Regions from separate parts of the Mus musculus genome. Here region 1 is linked to region 2. A link is a loop called in an ENCODE intact Hi-C map of the cell type or tissue named here. Cell type or tissue: gastrocnemius. All regions are shown on one strand. Links, peaks and the distances in the headings refer to the core of each region. The heading gives the core; the rest is flanking DNA. Region 1 overlaps Alkbh5 (alkB homolog 5, RNA demethylase). Region 2 overlaps Llgl1 (LLGL1 scribble cell polarity complex component).

What was found. A loop is a pair of places that touch in the nucleus more often than their neighbours do. Peaks named below come from ENCODE experiments on the same cell type or tissue, not always from the same donor. Only the 100,000 strongest peaks of a DNase experiment are listed, where the experiment ranks them.
Region 1: it touches region 2 in a loop (3-fold over the local background); 5 of 42 quality-filtered maps call a loop at or near these places.

The regions. Positions count from the first base shown.
Region 1 is chr11:60,558,298-60,561,213 of GRCm38, forward strand. Alkbh5 (alkB homolog 5, RNA demethylase) reads left to right here. Exons shown (of 4, transcript NM_172943.4): 4 at 1-215. It also overlaps the pseudogene Gm12628. Among named protein-coding and RNA genes, the nearest start is that of Alkbh5, 22 kb to the left of the region's middle. In gastrocnemius, for the core only: no CTCF peak of the experiment used is centred there; a DNase peak (open chromatin) is centred at 1,232.
Region 2 is chr11:60,701,880-60,704,795 of GRCm38, forward strand. Llgl1 (LLGL1 scribble cell polarity complex component) reads left to right here. Exons shown (of 21, transcript NM_001159404.2): 2 at 905-1,002; 3 at 2,790-2,871. Among named protein-coding and RNA genes, the nearest start is that of Llgl1, 3.6 kb to the left of the region's middle. In gastrocnemius, for the core only: a CTCF peak has its summit at 1,434 (motif pointing left); a DNase peak (open chromatin) is centred at 1,420.

The sequences.
Region 1 (2,916 bases), core at 97-2,596, 140 kb before region 2:
GTTTAAACCTATGCTGTCCAATCTGGAACCACTGGACTCCGGCTTTTGAGCACTTGAAATATGGCTAGTTTCAATTGAGATATGCTTTATACACCAGAATTTGAAGTTAGTATTAAAAAGAATGTAAAATATATAATTGATAACTTTATATTGATTACATGTTGAAATACTATTTTGGACATACTGAGTTAAATAAAATACATTATTTAAATTAATTTCACCTGTTTGAGTTTTTTTTTTTTTTTTTTTTTTTTTTAACTTGACTGTGGTCTGTCTGGTGTGGGCTCATGCACATGCAGGCAGGTGCCTGAGGACCCAGAAGAGAGAATAGCACCCCAGGGAGCTAGGATTAACAGACTAAGCTGTCCCATGTGGTTGCTGGAGATCATTAAAACTCTTGTTTCTGTTTGGAATCTGGCTTTTCAGTTATTGTTTGTCTGCTGGGAATCGCATAGGATTGGATAGATAGCTTACCTAACGTGTGTTCAATCCCAGCACCATCCACACAGACAACGCAGACCCTAGGTAACAATAAATACACTGGTAATGCCCGCACTGGGAAAACATGCAGAAGAGCACGGGTTCTGGGTGAAAAGAACAGTAAATGCGGTGAACAACAAAAAGCCTTACTTTGGAATATCAGTACCTTTGTTTTTAATATAATTTCAATTCTGTATAGTTATTTCTCCCCTCCTTCAGTGCTGGGGACCAAACTCAGAACAGGGAGAATGCTAGGAAAAACAAACAAACAAACAAAAAAACCCCAGTAAAACTAAGTCCTGTACTCTGAATTCCAATGTTAACTGACACAGGAAGTTTGTGAGAATGCATCTGATATATATACACACACGCCATATTATTTTGGTGCTAGGAATTGAACAAAGGACTTGGTGTGTTGGGCAGGCACACTACCACTGAATTACACCCTCTTAAACAAGATTTGCTAGTTGAATTTTGCAGCTAGTGTGGGATACTCCTGGGTGTTATTTGTGGGCTTTTGGCAGGAGGAACCTGGTCTGGTGAGCTCTTGTGAAGAGTCAAAATTAGTAGGAGTCACTGCACTGTCAAGCAACGAGGATGAGGACTTGTATAGCCAGGGAACTGAGGGCCCCAAATCTATTGTGGGTGCAGGAGCCCAGTTTGAGATCCACCAACTCTTTACCAGACATGCATTGCTGCAGTTCTCCCTGTGTCCTCAGTGTGGCAGCAGAGCCCCGATGGCATTATTTCCTGGTGGCAAGCAGATCAGCCAGTCCTGCATATGGATGGAACTAAGTACCCAGAGATCACATGATCTGCCTGAGGCTGCCCGCTGCTTCTGTTCTACATTGCCAGGGTATTTGTGGCTATACTTGCTTAAAGGCATACAACCTGAAGACAAGCAGATGCCATCAGGGATCCATGAGCTGTGAACAGATTGCCTGCAATGTTGACCTCACCCCACCTTAGAGAGAAGGGTGCACCTATCACATCTCAAGTGGTAGAATTGCTCAAGGTTCTCTTACAGGGCCTGGGCTCTCCTGAGTTACTAGGGGTGCTTCTTAGTACTGACTTCCTAGGGTATGCTATATAGCTCCTATGTTTCCTCTCGAAGCTGGACGCCTATCACATTTCCCTTCTTTATTATCATATTTAATTCTTTTTTTAAGATTTATTTTATGTATGTGAGTACACTGTTGCTGTCTTCAGACACTCTAGAAGAGAGCATCATTCTCATTACAGATGGTGTAAGACACCACATGGTAGCTGGGAATTGAACTCAGGACCTCTGGAAGAGCAGTCAGCACTCTTTCCACTGAGCCATCTTTCCAGCCCCCATTCAATTCTTACAATTTTTAACACCACACTTAGAGTCAAATCCTAATTCTACAACTGTCGGGAACAAGCAGCATCCTCTCTGGCTTCAGTGTCTTCCTCTGTAAAATAACCATAGGCTTTAGCTGACAGCACTCAGGAGGCAGAGGCAGGCAGATCTCTAAGTTCAAGGCCAGCCTGGTCTACTAAACAAGTTCAAGGACAGCCAGAGCTACACAGAGAAACCCTATCTCAAAACAGCAACAACAACACACACACACAGAGACACAGAAACACACAATGAACAATTCACATATACAAAATGAGTGTGGCATAAAAGGAAGGGTTGCCTGCACAGACAACTCACAGTATTAACTAATAGAGGAATATTGCGCCCATTCTACAGTGAGGAAATGGAAGGAGATGGCAGAGGCAGTGTGTTAGAACCTGGAATCACAGACAGGAATGGATTATATAGCACCCGTTCTTACAGCCTCAAAGCCACCCTCCCAGTAGATATACCCAAGTCTTGCTCACAGCCACAGGTAGCTATCCTAGAGCCAGGGAAACAGAGAGAGCTGAACAGGTAAGGACACTTGCTGCCAAGTCTGATGATCTGAGTTTGGTCCCCAGAACCCCAAGGAAAAGGTAGGAGAAAGAAAACTGAGTCCACCAAGTTGTCTGTATGTGCCTCACTCCCACATCATACATGTATGCATATACAGGTGCACTCATGTGCATACACTAGGAAGAATAAATAAAATACTTTGTTTCCAGTTGATGGAAGGGGACTTTATTTGATCTCAGGGTCACTCCAGCTATGACCTCATCTTCATTTGACCTTATTTTGGGGGTGCAGGTTGTTGGTATGGCCCCACTTCTTGCAGCAGTCGACTGCACGAGGGTGCAGGCATGTGTAGCACTTGCAGCAGATCATCTTGTTACTTGTCCTTCTGGGCAAGCTGACACTGGCAGGGCTCAAGGATGCCACCTCGCAGACGCAGCACCAGGTACAAGGTGGAATGGTTCTGGATGTAGTAGTTGGAAAGGGTGCGTCCATCCTGCAGCTGTTTGCCGGCAAATACCAGCCTCTGCTGGTCAACTGGGATGCCTTCCTTGTCT
Region 2 (2,916 bases), core at 141-2,640:
GGAGCAGGGTGTGGGAAGGGTTACTTTTGTGAGTCTTAGAAGTAAGACAGTAGAGCTCAGGGATTGATTGGAGTTGGGGTGCAAAGGGTAGGCACTAGATAGGGATCTAGCCTCTTCCATAAAACGAGTCTGGTGGTGCCCACTAAGGACTGTGGGGACTTACCGTGCTGTCGTGTTCTGGTGTCTCTTGGACACGGAACGCTAAGCCTGGGGCTAACTAGAGGAAGTCAGGTCTAGACAGGGCATGGCAGTTCTGTGGGAAAGGGAATTCCCGAGCCAACTGCCGTGGTTGGTCGGTTGGTTGGTGGCCCTGATCTCTTGGATGGCTTGCTGTCACTGCTAAGTGTAAGCAGGCTGGATGGAGTACTGTGATCAGCCCAAGACTGCTTGTGTAGACCCTGCCACCCCACCTCTCCCTCCCCGATGGCTAGCTCCATGTAGATGGCCTCTTTTATTTATGTATTTATTTCTGAGACGTCATCACATCATGTGGTCCATGCTGTCCTCTATCTTGGGATCCTCCTGTCTTAGCGTTCCAAATGCTATGATTATAGCCATGTGCTACCAGTCCATATTTGACACCTCATGAAGGTATTCATGTCCCAACCACACTTGTGCATGGGTGGGCCAGTGGGAAGAGGCACAGTCACACCAAAGGAAGGAGTACGTATTGGAACTTAGTGTATAGGGAAGGACCTGGCCTCACAAAGAGCGGAGAAGCAGGTAGGTAGCACCAGCATCGACATGGACAATACTCAGGTCCCAGGTGCTATCCCCACCTCTGATGGTGCTGGGATTCCTGTTTTCCGGCTCTCCGTGTGGGGAGGTGGACAGCACCTTCTGGGCCAATTAGAAGCAGAAGCCCCAGGGTATTTTGCCCATAGAACCCTTTCTTCCCTCATAGACTGTGGAGCATGGCTTCCCCAATCAGCCCAGCGCCTTGGCCTTCGATCCTGAGCTCCGCATCATGGCCATCGGCACCAGATCTGGGGCCGTCAAGATGTATCCTTTGCTTCTGAGGTGCTGCTCACTTCATGCTGGAGTCTTAGCATGGCAGGTGCTTCATGGAGACAGCTGTGCTTGTTGGGGCTTCTGAAGAGGTCGCTGTGCCTGTGTGCCTGTGATGACTCCTTTCGGAAATGAGAGGGTCTTTTGGTTGGGAGATGGGTGATTGGAGGGGAGGTCGGTTTGCAGTAACAATGGCTGTCCCTTGCTGCCTTTCAGCCTACCAATTCTTAGGTAATCCTACCATCATCTTGGCAGCTGTGACTGGGGCAGTTAGGGGTGGCCTGTGAGCCCTGATGAGAGAAAGAGTACATGTGTACACACACACACACACACACACACACACACAAATACGAAGACCCCATGTGTTCAACCCAGGGCGGGAGGGCAGTGCCAGGCTCAGCATGGTGAGCGCAACACTGCCCCCATCTGGACACCGATGCCATACAATGGGCTGAGTGAGCTGTACAATGCAGGCATTTTCCTGTAGTCCAGGGTGGGGGTGGGGCAACAGGCTGCTGAATGTCTCCTTACTCTGGAAATAGCACCCTAACCTGCCTTCAGGAAAACTTGAGGTGCAGAGTCTGGCTAGAAGCAGCTTGGTAAAGGTGCCCCTCCACCTGCTCACCAAGAGCTGGAGCACTAGGTTGGGGTGGGAATGTGGCTCGTGGTTTATGAGGTAATGTCCCTTGTCAGGGAGTGTGGCTGGAGGGGATGTCCTTCCCTCTGTTGTGGGCCACTGGGTGTTTGGTGGGACAGTTACCAAGATGAGTGCTGCTTGCCATTCGAAGACCCGTGGATGCTATGCTGCTACTCCACTTGCTGTGACCTTGTACTGGGTTAGAGGTATCCACATCAAAGGTGTCCATATCAGAGTTGCCCATGGTCTACACTGCCAGGTGCTTAGAGCTGTCCTTGTGGGTATTGCCCTCGTGCTTAGTATACATGAGGAAGCCAAAGCTAGATCCTCCTTCTCTTCCCTTTTTCCTCTCAATTCCTGTAGCCATGAACTCCTGAGGTTGGGAAACTGAGGCTGGAAAGTGCCACAGTTGGTCTCTAGAGCCTCCCTTCCCCCTGCAGGGCAGTCTCATCTCCCAGGAGACTGTGCTTCCTGCCAGCTGCCCCTGTCCTCTCTTTGTCATCCTTGCCAGCCTCTTCAGGGAGTCCCAGCTCAATATCCAGGCAACTGCTCCTTCCTTGTCACTGGGACAACATCACTGACCCATCTCTTAGCTCTCTTGGGCCCTTTCAGCTTTGCTGGCCTCCATCAGTCCTGGAGTTTCTGGGTCTCGGGGCACTTGTTCAAACAGGTCTCCCGTCTTCTAGTCTGTGCTCATCTGGAAGCTGAGTAGTGGAAGCTGTTGGCTACCTGCTCTGAAGGGAGCTTGGGGTTCTTGACCATGGTCAAGAGTTGTTTGATCTGGCACTGCTCTGTTCTGCTTAGGCCCGTTAACCTCTACTGCAAGGCGCTTGGTCCGTGCAGGTGAATCCGCGGCCTCGTGTGTACCATGCCGGAGCCACAGTGCTGAGCAGGTGATTAGTCTTATTCCATTGGCACCAGCTTTCTGGTTTGAGTCATTGGCCTGCTGTACAGATGAGGGCTTGAAAACCTATATCAGTACCCTACTGGGGGCGCTGTGTGGGTTCTGTGGGCACCTCAGATACAGGAGCAGAGTTGCTTTAGGAAGTGGGGGTCATCAGGAGACTGCCGGACTCCTGGATGGGCAGAGCCTGTCTGACTGTCCTAGCTTGTCTGCACGTTTGTTCTTGACAAGTTACCTTAGCTATGGTGCACCCGGAGTGGAATTTACAGGCCTACATCGGGACGCAGCCACCGTCACCCAGATGCATTTCCTCCCTGGTCAGGTGAATAGCTCCCCTCCTTTACTAGCACCAGGTGGTCCCACCCCC